Linked DNA regions of Homo sapiens: region 1 is linked to region 2. Evidence: chromatin loops called from intact Hi-C (ENCODE). Cell type or tissue: PC-9. All regions are shown on one strand. Links, peaks and the distances in the headings refer to the core of each region. The heading gives the core; the rest is flanking DNA.

The links. Hi-C counts contacts between places; a loop is a spot of excess contacts. Peaks named below come from ENCODE experiments on the same cell type or tissue, not always from the same donor. Only the 100,000 strongest peaks of a DNase experiment are listed, where the experiment ranks them.
Region 1: it touches region 2 in a loop (10-fold over the local background); 1 of 110 quality-filtered maps calls a loop at or near these places.

The regions. Positions count from the first base shown.
Region 1 is chr7:142,438,776-142,444,068 of GRCh38, forward strand. It overlaps TRB and the pseudogene TRBV12-2. Among named protein-coding and RNA genes, the nearest start is that of MIR11400, 33 kb to the right of the region's middle. RefSeq lists an enhancer at 1,370-2,569. In PC-9, for the core only: no CTCF peak of the experiment used is centred there; DNase peaks (open chromatin) are centred at 1,086, 1,916 and 2,346; H3K4me3 peaks cover 1,750 bases; H3K27ac peaks cover 3,685 bases.
Region 2 is chr7:142,554,591-142,559,883 of GRCh38, forward strand. It overlaps TRB and TRBV11-3. Among named protein-coding and RNA genes, the nearest start is that of MIR11400, 83 kb to the left of the region's middle. In PC-9, for the core only: CTCF peaks have their summits at 3,579 (motif pointing right) and 3,785; a DNase peak (open chromatin) is centred at 2,321; H3K27ac peaks cover 2,903 bases.

The DNA.
Region 1 (5,293 bases), core at 547-4,546, 120 kb before region 2:
CAGTGTTTGTGTCACAGGAGCCTTGTAGAGCCTGGCCCCAAGCCGGCCGAGGCTAGCCCTACCTGTTCCGTCGAACGTAGAGGGAAGAACAGGTAGAAATGGAGGCGCTACCCTGGACCATGTCAGGGGGAGCCTGTCCTCAGGCAGCTTCAATCACAATGATGTACCAGCAGCATATACACTTATTAGCAAGGCTTAGGGTGGAGTAGGACAGAATTTTCTCCCCCAAGAACCTTTGCTCAGGGCGGGAAAATGCCGCAGTCTAGTTCTAACTCTATTACTCCAGATGCCTCTGTGTCCCTGGAAGAAGGTGGGGTCTGGGCATATAAAAGTTTTGTTTGTTTTGCCTGGGTTGATTTCGTTTTTCCACGTGATCGTGCATCTGACTCTACCAGTATTTTGTATCCGGCTTCTGCCTCTCTCTCTCATGAGTCCCATGGCTACTATAAGGTATTCAATTTCTATTGCTGCTGTAACGAATTACCACTAACTTGGTGGCTTACAACCACACAAGTATTACCTTACAGTTCTGGAGGTCAGAAGTCCAAAATGGATGTTACTGGGCTAAAATCCAAGCGTTGGCAGGGCTGCATTCCTTCCTGAGGCTCTAGGGAAGAACTGTTTTTCTCTCCTTTTCAGCTTCTAGAGGCCACCAGTGCTCCTTGGCTCATGGCCCCATTCAATCTTCAAAGCCAGCAAGGACTGGCTGAGACTTTGCTCACTCTGCATACTCTGATGCTCACTTTTCATCCTCCCTCTTCCACATTTTAGGACCATTGTGATTACATTGGGCCCCTATATTAAGGTCAGCTGATTGGCAAGCTCACTTCACTTGGAACATTAATTCCCCTTTATCAGGTAATTTAACACATTCCAGGGATTAGGCCTGGGCATGGTTGAAGGGGCATTGTTCTGACTACCAAACCTAGGCACCTGGTAATAGGGAGGAAAACGTGTTGGTCACCTTAAAAACTGATTGATGACTACCGTTTTACATTCTGGATCTAACACACACAACAAAGGGATGGAACCCACAAGGAAACAGACACCTCAGGTCACACAAGCTCATCTGTAAACTATTTGCTCCTTAGGATGGGCAAGTCCCCTGGGGCGCAGGGGACTCAGCTGTATGCCTCTGTGCCAACAGCGAAAATGTGGCCTTAAACTGCTCCTTCTTCTTTGTTAGCAAATAACCTAGTTGACCAATTCATAGAGCAGAGGTTCTCTCAGTTCTCTATACTCTACACCCCGAGAGGAAGTCAGTTAGTGAGATGTAAGATTCTTTTATAAGAAAAAGACCAGGTGTAAAGATTAAGAAATGCTGAGCTTTGCTAGAGGTAAGAATAAGATGTAAATCAACTCTGGAACATTTAATTTCCAAATCTTTGTGAGAAAGACAATCTTGTTTCTGATTTATTGTGTGGATAGAGAATGTGAGAGATTCTGTGCTCTGGGCTTTGCAAACTCAATAGAGTTCAAGGATCAATAAACTCGGAGAGACCCTTCACTGCAAAGAAGAGCTTTGAAATCTAATGAGCTTCCGGGACACTGATTCAGCTCCTGTATCTTTAACAACGCGGTTGACATGCTTGCTCTTCCTGGGTAACTCAGATGCTAACTTCTAACTCATTTAAAGGCATTTGAAGAACTAGGAGCACAGAGTCACCAGTGAGAGGAAGAGGAGAGTTTGCAGAGAAGCTGGCTTGCAATAAGGCAATGAGTTCATCTTTAAATACTTGGAGTTTGAGGTGCAGATGGATATAGTTGGCAGGCTCCTAGGTAAGGCATGTTATGGAGAAGGTGCTATGAATTGATAATATCAAAGCAAATCTACAGGGATCCTCTGCAAGTGTGCATCTGTATCTCAGATCAATTATAGTTGACTTCAGTCCTGCCTGATTCATCTCCCAAAAATGTAGTCTGCCTGATTCATCTCCCAAAAATGTAGCCTCCGCTTAAAGGAGCTTTCAAGTTGGGGGTGGTGGGCCATTCAGTGTTGTCACTAACAGATGCATCTTGTGGGGGTAAAATGTCCCAAAGTATCTTTTCTTGCTTATGTTCATAAGGGCGCTGGTCTGGAATGTGCCACATCTGTTCTCACTCTGCCATGGACTCCTGGACCCTCTGTGTGTCCCTTTGTATCCTGGTAGCGAGTGAGTCCTCATGTATTTATCATCCTCATGCTGGGCCTCTGTATAGATGACTTCCTGTATTTTCCTTATTCTGTTTCCTAATTTTGCGTTCTTTTATAGCATGCACAGATGCTGGCATTATCCAGTCACCCAAGCATGAGGTGACAGAAATGGGACAAACAGTGACTCTGAGATGTGAGCCAATTTTTGGCCACAATTTCCTTTTCTGGTACAGAGATACCTTCGTGCAGGGACTGGAATTGCTGAGTTACTTCCGGAGCTGATCTATTATAGATAATGCAGGTATGCCCACAGAGCGATTCTCAGCTGAGAGGCCTGATGGATCATTCTCTACTCTGAAGATCCAGCCTGCAGAGCAGGGGGACTCGGCCGTGTATGTCTGTGCAAGTCGCTTAGCCACAGCGCTGCAGAATCTCCCCCTCCCTGTGCAGAAACTCTGGTGCTTCCTCTTTTCCTCACAGCTCCCAGCAGTCCTGAGCAAAGTCTTTCCTGCCTCACCCTCCCCACAAGAATAATTAAGTGGGTTTGGGGCATGGCAAAGACATAAGATGATACAATATCAACATACAAAATCTTGTGTAGGAGATAATGTCGAAAATGCATTTTGCAAATTTCTCACAAATTGTGTATGGGGTCATAACTCACACACAGGTAGGATAAACCTTAATTACCCACACCGTAGGTTTCCCTGCCTTCCTGTATTTGACACTCCCATCCAAACAGTGGGAGCTCTTGAGAATGGCTATGTCTTGTGAACTACTCTGCCCACTTCATTCCCTTCTCACTCTAAGCCATGAACAGAAATTTCCCCTACAAGTACTCTTTATTGTAAATGAAAGTTCTTTTCTATGATTGTGGACATTCCTTTATAATGCTAATTTCAATTTACCATTTATATACGGATTTTTACATTAAACTTAAAGAGATCTTCAGTGTGGATAATACAGGCAGTTTAATACATTAGAAGTAAGCTACCCCTCTTGGCCTACAGGGATCCATTTGTTTCTATCTTGCATAAAGCAAGCCAGGTGCTAGCTAAAGGTCTGTGTGCACTCACAGGACACTGATGAGATCTCCTCCACTGCCTGTTCTGGAACTATCAATATGAATATACACAGGGTGTCTAAAAGCACACAGGGCCTGGTGTGGTGGCTCATGCCTGTAATCTCAGCACTTTGGGAGGCTGAGGCGGGAGGAATGCTTGAGGTGGGGAGTTCAAGACTAGGCTGGGAAACAGTGAGATTTTGTCTCTAAAATATATATATATTTTAAAAATTAGCCTGGTATGGCAGTCTTAGCTACTCAGGAGGCTGAGTTGAGAGGGTTGCTTGAGCCCTGAAGTTCGAGGCTGGAGTGAGCCATGATCATCGCAACAGAGTAAGACCCCAAATCACACACAAAAAATAAATAAATAAAGTTAAAAAACATACACAGGCCTGGCCAGTCTTACTTGGCCCTCTTTCCTCCCTGATGCTGTGTCCTGAACAGCCAAATCTGTATTTTTTTTCTTCTGGTTTATGATACACATTTCTACACAGCACTTGCAATTTATTATGAAGAGTTATAATGTCTTTCTTCTATAGTAGTATTTACATACTGATGATTTCTCAACCCCTATCAGTGTATCATCGGCAATTGTTGCAAAATGTGCCTGTATTTTGCATGCCCAAGACAATTTGGGTTTACCCGAGTTCTTCGATAGAGGCCCTGGTTTCGCTTGTCACTGTCCTATTTTTGTTATTCAAAGACTGAGACTTTCAAGATCAGAATGATGCAGAATGAAATTCGGGGTATCCTTTAATGTACATCGAGAGACCTACTCTGTGTTTATATATTGTTTTGGTGTCTTCCTTGCTCTTTGGGCTTCTCTCTGTTGCCTCCAGATCATTTTCCTTCCTCCTTTGAAGCCCAGCTCCTTTACACACATGACATTAGAACAGCACCCTTCTTTGCTGCACTTGCTTCTTTCCCTTCAGAACTCTCTTCTCATTCAGTCCTTCTGTCTGCTACTAATCTTGTCATCATTCCTAATGGCTACTCATCACACAGACCATTTTTCATTGGTTTTGCTTCTCACTTTCTTGACTTCCTCACTTTTGACATTTTATCCATTAATCCTAACATTGTATATCTGACAAGGAAGATATTAAAAATCACATGTTTTGAATCAGTGAATCAATAAACAGGTTTAAAGAGACAAATGCAAAACAAAATTGTCCAGAGCTGCTGTTCTGGGCTGGACTACAGATAGATCATGTAAGAAATAATAAAATCATCTGGTAATTTCAATTTATCTTTAGAATCTTTGGACAGAACAGCTCCAGGGGAGTCAAGGGATCATAGATGGTAAGAGAGACAAAGAGGTTAGGAGGTGAGAACTGGCTAGGGTGGCAGTCCCTAACCTAAGGTTTTCAAGGATAATATCAAGGTCCTCAATTTCTTTTTAATATTTTTTGAAAGTGAAAGGAAATTATGCACATGACCCAAGCTATACATAATAAGGAAATTGACTCATGTCTTTGCTGAGATGGAATTATATTAAAGTTCTGTGAAATTAACTTATGGGCTCATCTCATGCTGATTAAAAACCCTGATTGACAGCGCTGTGTGTTACAAAAATGACAAAATAAATGATTACTTTAAAAACATTATTTTAAAAAATTAGCATTTGCCAAGAGTGGGGGTAAAAAATGACATACTGCCAGATGGTACAAGGAATGGAGACGTTTGAGGCTTCCAGAGCCTCTGACCTAGCTCACCCCACTTTCCCGGGCCCGATGTCTTCTAAAGTTCATCTGTGCAGGGAAAGGGAAGTGTAGTTGTGCAGGAAATACGGCAGGTTAGGAAATCACAGGCTCTAGAGCTTTTACAGGCTTTTACATCCTGTGTATCTGTGCTATTTCCACAGTCTGCAACAAACTGTATTCTCCCCAAACAGGGCCAGACACTCCTCATCTATCAAGGACTGACTCACATCTACCTTCCTCTTTGCTTCTTACCCTGACATTCCCTGGCCACTGCAGTATATCATTCTGTTTCCTTTACATTCAGAGGAAAATTCAGGTATATAATTGATACTACTCGATGTTTGTGAAATGAATAAATTAATGTCCATTTATACAGAGCTCTGAAATATTATC
Region 2 (5,293 bases), core at 638-4,637:
AGAAACATCTAGCACAGGATAGGCCTAGAGATGTAGTGACAGATCTAATCCCCCAAGCCCTGAATATGTGAGTGAGGACGCTTGGATGAACTTCCAGTCTATGAATACATTAAACAAACTTTTAGCTCTGTTTTAGTTTACAACAACTGTTTTCTAAGAACTTAAGCATTTGTGGAGACAATGATGTCACTGTAGGAACTTCTCTGTAAGGACAGCAACATCCCACTTCCTCTGCTCCTGCTCACAGTGACCCTGATCTGGCAAAGCTTCCATCCTGCCCTGACCCTGCCATGGGTACCAGGCTCCTCTGCTGGGTGGCCTTCTGTCTCCTGGTGGAAGGTGAGTCCTAGGAACACCATGATCCTCACATAATCTCCCAGTGATTATTCTAGTCATTTCCTTCTATTTTAAAATTCTTTTTCCCCCACAGAACTCATAGAAGCTGGAGTGGTTCAGTCTCCCAGATATAAGATTATAGAGAAAAAACAGCCTGTGGCTTTTTGGTGCAATCCTATTTCTGGCCACAATACCCTTTACTGGTACCTGCAGAACTTGGGACAGGGCCCGGAGCTTCTGATTCGATATGAGAATGAGGAAGCAGTAGACGATTCACAGTTGCCTAAGGATCGATTTTCTGCAGAGAGGCTCAAAGGAGTAGACTCCACTCTCAAGATCCAGCCTGCAGAGCTTGGGGACTCGGCCGTGTATCTCTGTGCCAGCAGCTTAGACACAGTGTAGCAGAGACACTTCCCTCCTGTGCAGAAAACCGCAGGACTCTCTCCTCTCTACTCAGCTCACAGCAGCCTTTCCTTATTCCTCATCCTCCCAGGAAAGAAGTGAGTTTTCAGATATAGCTAGGATTCATATAGTGGGAGGAAATGAACTATTTCTTACAACATGAGCGCTATAATTGTTGCTTGAAAATGTGTCTCAGGGATTTGAAACACTTCTTGGGGACAACTCAAGAAACCTAAAGTGACTTATCAGAGATTGAGTCCTCAGGGGTAGTGATGGTTTATCTCCCATAAAAGTATGTGATCATGAAACATGTACAATAAACTTAATAATACAGATAGTGATTATACCAAGCAGCAAACAGCAGGCTCCCCTTATGTAGTTGTCAGCATGTGAATGACTTGTTACCCTTAGTGACACCCCGGCTGTCTAGCAAAGTCTCAACACACAGTATGTGTTTGGAAATCTTTTTCCTTCTGTTTTATTTTTGGTAAAGTATGCTAATAATGATGTTGTTAATGATAGTGATTATAATTTCAGGTATGTTATTCAGCCCTTTTTCCAGTTCAAAGAAATGCACACAAATGGATACCCCGGCAACCAGGTGCAAATCTTAGCTCCACATGAATTCTACTTCTCCTGAACTCTCTAACTCTTCTATGTAATCATCCCAGCCCAAGAATATATCTAGACCTGGACCAGTCAGTTCAGAGGACATTTCTACGTGTCTGCCTTGTATATTAAAAGTTCCTTAGTGGATTGAAATATTCCTTGTAAGAACTTCTGAAGCAATCAATTGCCCTCTCTGATAATATACACTCTGTGTGTCTAGCTCCATATTCATTACTCTACTTCTGCCTAAACTCTCTAATACTAGAAATCTTTCTGAAGTATTGGTTAGAATTACTTAAAAAGCAGCATACTGGAAATTGTCTGAAAGCACTGTCACTGTCCATTTGCCCCTCCTGACTTCCCTCCCCTCCTTATCCAATCTAATACCTGATGGCAAGTCAGGCTTTATTTCCATTTGTTCATTGCACATCTCCCTGTCCTTTATTCCTGTAATAAAACCTCACTGATGTGATGGATTAAAATGACCACTCACTCACCATCTCCTTGTCAAAATTTCTATTTTTTTCTTTTCCCAATCTGCTATGTTAGTTATAGTTAATAACTCCCTCATAACATTTTCTGAGATCACTTTTTATTATTTGAATATAGGACACACAGTTGTTTCAGAGTCTGTCTGATCATTTTCACCTCTAAGATCTTCATAGGATATTTTTGTGATTTTCTTTTTGTGCTGCTTCTCAGTTATGGTGCTTGAGTTTTCATGGCATTTGTATTTCTCCTTACCAATCTGATGATGTTTGACACTTTGCCAAACACTATAGTTGTAGAAATAATTTTGGGGGTAGGATGGATATTTTTCTGCAGAGATCATTTTTCTGTGCTTCTGAAAGTGCATGTAGATATAAACAGTCAGGCTCCCTGAATCACAGTTTAAGGCTTGAGGTGTCCTGGAGCATCTGGAGAACAGGTTTGTCTCTGGCTTATTGTTACTAGTGGAATTTGGCAATGACACGTTCGGTATGTTCTGGGCTTTGCCTTTACCCCCGTGGCCTGTGAGTCAGCTTCCTGAGTGCTGAGTCAGGATCTGCAAATGCCCGCTAGGGCAAATGGACTGCTGTGCTCACCTCCCGGAGCTCTTGCCCTCACCAACATTCCAGCCAAATTATTATTATTTTTTTAGGACTTTAACTAAAATTTTTAATGTTGTTTTTGATATTTTTTTTCCAACTATGTAGATAACAACAGAAAGAGTGAGTGCCATTATCCTTAATTATTGGGATTAAGGTGAAAATAACTTTACCTGGAATTCTAATTTTCCTTGTATTTTAATGTTAGATTCTTTGTGATTTGTCTAATATTCAACTTAAATGGTATAGAGATGTTAAACTCTGATATCAAATACTTTAAAAAAACTTATCAAGACCATTCATAATCCAATTGAGACATATCTTTGTTTGGGGCATGTTGTTTTTAGAGTATTCTTCTACTGTTATTTATTTCTATCACATAACCTCTGTGTTCCATTGGACCATATGGCAAGATGGGAAAGACAATCAAGAGAATGCTGAGATCTGGTCAAATAGTACAGATTGGGCTTCAAATTAATTTAATTACTGAGTTCTGGGGGTGGATTTGTGCTGTTTTATGAGTATTTCCTGGGGCAATGGTCAAAATTAGAGGGAGTAACTGATATGTGGCTATTGTTTTACCCCGTTTAAAGCCAATCTCCTGGGACAACACACCCCATTTTGTGGGGCACCCCGAAAGTAATAATCCTGTTTTAATCTTCCTATTCCTTGCCAAATCTTCTCTACAGAAGGGAAATCAGTTATACTATTTCCTCTCTTCATTTTAGTTTAGTCTCTCCTTATTTTCCCGTTTTCCTCCTGGTTCCCTAGAGAAAAGTAGATTATTTTCAACATGTGCTAAGATCAGTGAGGAACTCTCTCTTCCATGCAGGGTGGCCTGCAGTTTGGAGGGGATAGGGAATGGGTTAAATTCTGTTTCAGCATCATGTTAGCCAGCCCATCGAGTTTCACAATGAGACCTGCTGCTTATCAGTATTAAAACTGACATTATGTTTCCACCTTTCTGACTGCATTGTCAATGTCTGGGGTGTTTCTGTCCTACCCCATAGCACTAATATTATTTGTTGGCCTTTTAACACCAACTAATCATAATATCCTATATCCCTTGTACTCAGTGAAATAAAGCTCAAGTCCCTGTGTCCTGGCAAAAGAGAGCACATTTGTGCTGTTCTGGCCTACTGGCCACTAGGAGGCACTGTGGCTTCGATGTCATCCAGAGTCTATGGGGAGGAGCTGAGATTGCTCCCTGGAAGATGGTTAAGAATAACCCCGAGGTTGGACCTAAATTCAGGGAGTTGGTTTGCAGATGTCTTGAATGATGGCTGGGAATAAAGGAATTAGTAACCGACGCTTCCTCCATTGTAGAGGTGGGTTTTGCTTTAAATTGTGCTTTGAGTGGGGCTGAGTGACAGGTGTACTTTGCAGTGCATATACCTCTGAGCTCGCTTAAGATGTAGGGGCACAAGGAGCTGAGGTGGTGCAGGGCCCATGTTCTGAGCTTGGAAAACCAGAGAAGCAGTTCTTGTGTCAAAAGAGCCTTGGAGAGCCTGGCCCCAAACCAGCCCAGGCCAACCCTACCTGCTCTGTGAGAGTAGAACAGCAAGAAAGGGAGGTGCTACCCAGGACCACAGCAGAGGGACCCTGTCGCCAGGGAGATGAAAATCACAGTGATGCCACGACCATATCCACGTATGAGGCATAGTCCAGTGTGTCTCCTGGAAGAAGATGAAGCCTGGGCAGACATAAGAATATGTTTTTGAATAGGCTTCCCTTGGCCTGATTTTAAATTCCTTCCATGTGATCATGCATCTGTCTGTACCTGTATTTTGTACCCGGCTTCTGCCTCTCACCCATCAGTCCCATGGCTACTAGAAGGTATTAAATTTCTATTGACAAAAATTACCACTAATTTGGTGGCTTACAACAATAAAAATTTATTATCTTACAGTTCTGGAGGTTAGAAGTCCAAAACCAGGCTAAAATCCAGGTATTGGCAGGGCTACATTCCTTCCCGAGGCTCTCAGGGAGAACTATTTTTCTCTCCTATTCAGCTTCTAGAGGCCACCAGTGTTCCTTGGCTCATGGCCCCATTCAATCTTCAAAGCCAACAAGGACTGGGTGAGCCTTTGCTCACTCTGCATCACTCTGACACTCACTCTTCATCCTCCCTCTTCCACATTTTAGGACCCTTGTGATTACATTGGGCCCATCTGGAAAATCCAGGACACGCTCCCCATATTAAGGCCAGCTGATTAGCAACCTTCATTCCATTTGGAACATTCGTTTCTCCCCTTGCCACATAATTTAACACATTCCCAGTTTCTGGGAATTAGACATGTACATCTTTGAGAGGTCGTCACGCTGCCTGCCACACTTGCTACCTGGTTACACGAAGTAGTAAGCAATTAACTTTTTGAAGGCAGAATTATGGCCATAGTTTTATATCCTGGATCCAACAGACCCTGCAAAAGGATAGAGCCCACATGGAAATAGCCCCTCCAGTAACACAAGCTAGTCTGCAAACTAATGCCCTTTTACTTTGGGAAGTGCTTTTGACTGCAGGGGACTCAGAAGCATGCCTCTGTGCCAACAGCAAAAATGTGCCCTTCTCTTTTGTTGGCAAGTAACTTAACCAACCAACCCAAAAAAAAGATCTTTCTCTCAGCTTTCCATAATCTCTGAGACGAAGTAGGTTTGGAGAAGTGGGGTTACAGGGGAAAAAGCCAGGTGTTAATGATGAAAAAACATTGAACTTTTCTAGGGGTAGTAATAAGATTTAATTCAAGACTAGAACATTTTAGCTGCAAATCTTCAAGAATAAGACAATATTATCCCCTTTCTGTTTTATTGTGGGACTAGAGAATGTGAGAGAGGTTACATTCCATGGGCTTTGGGAA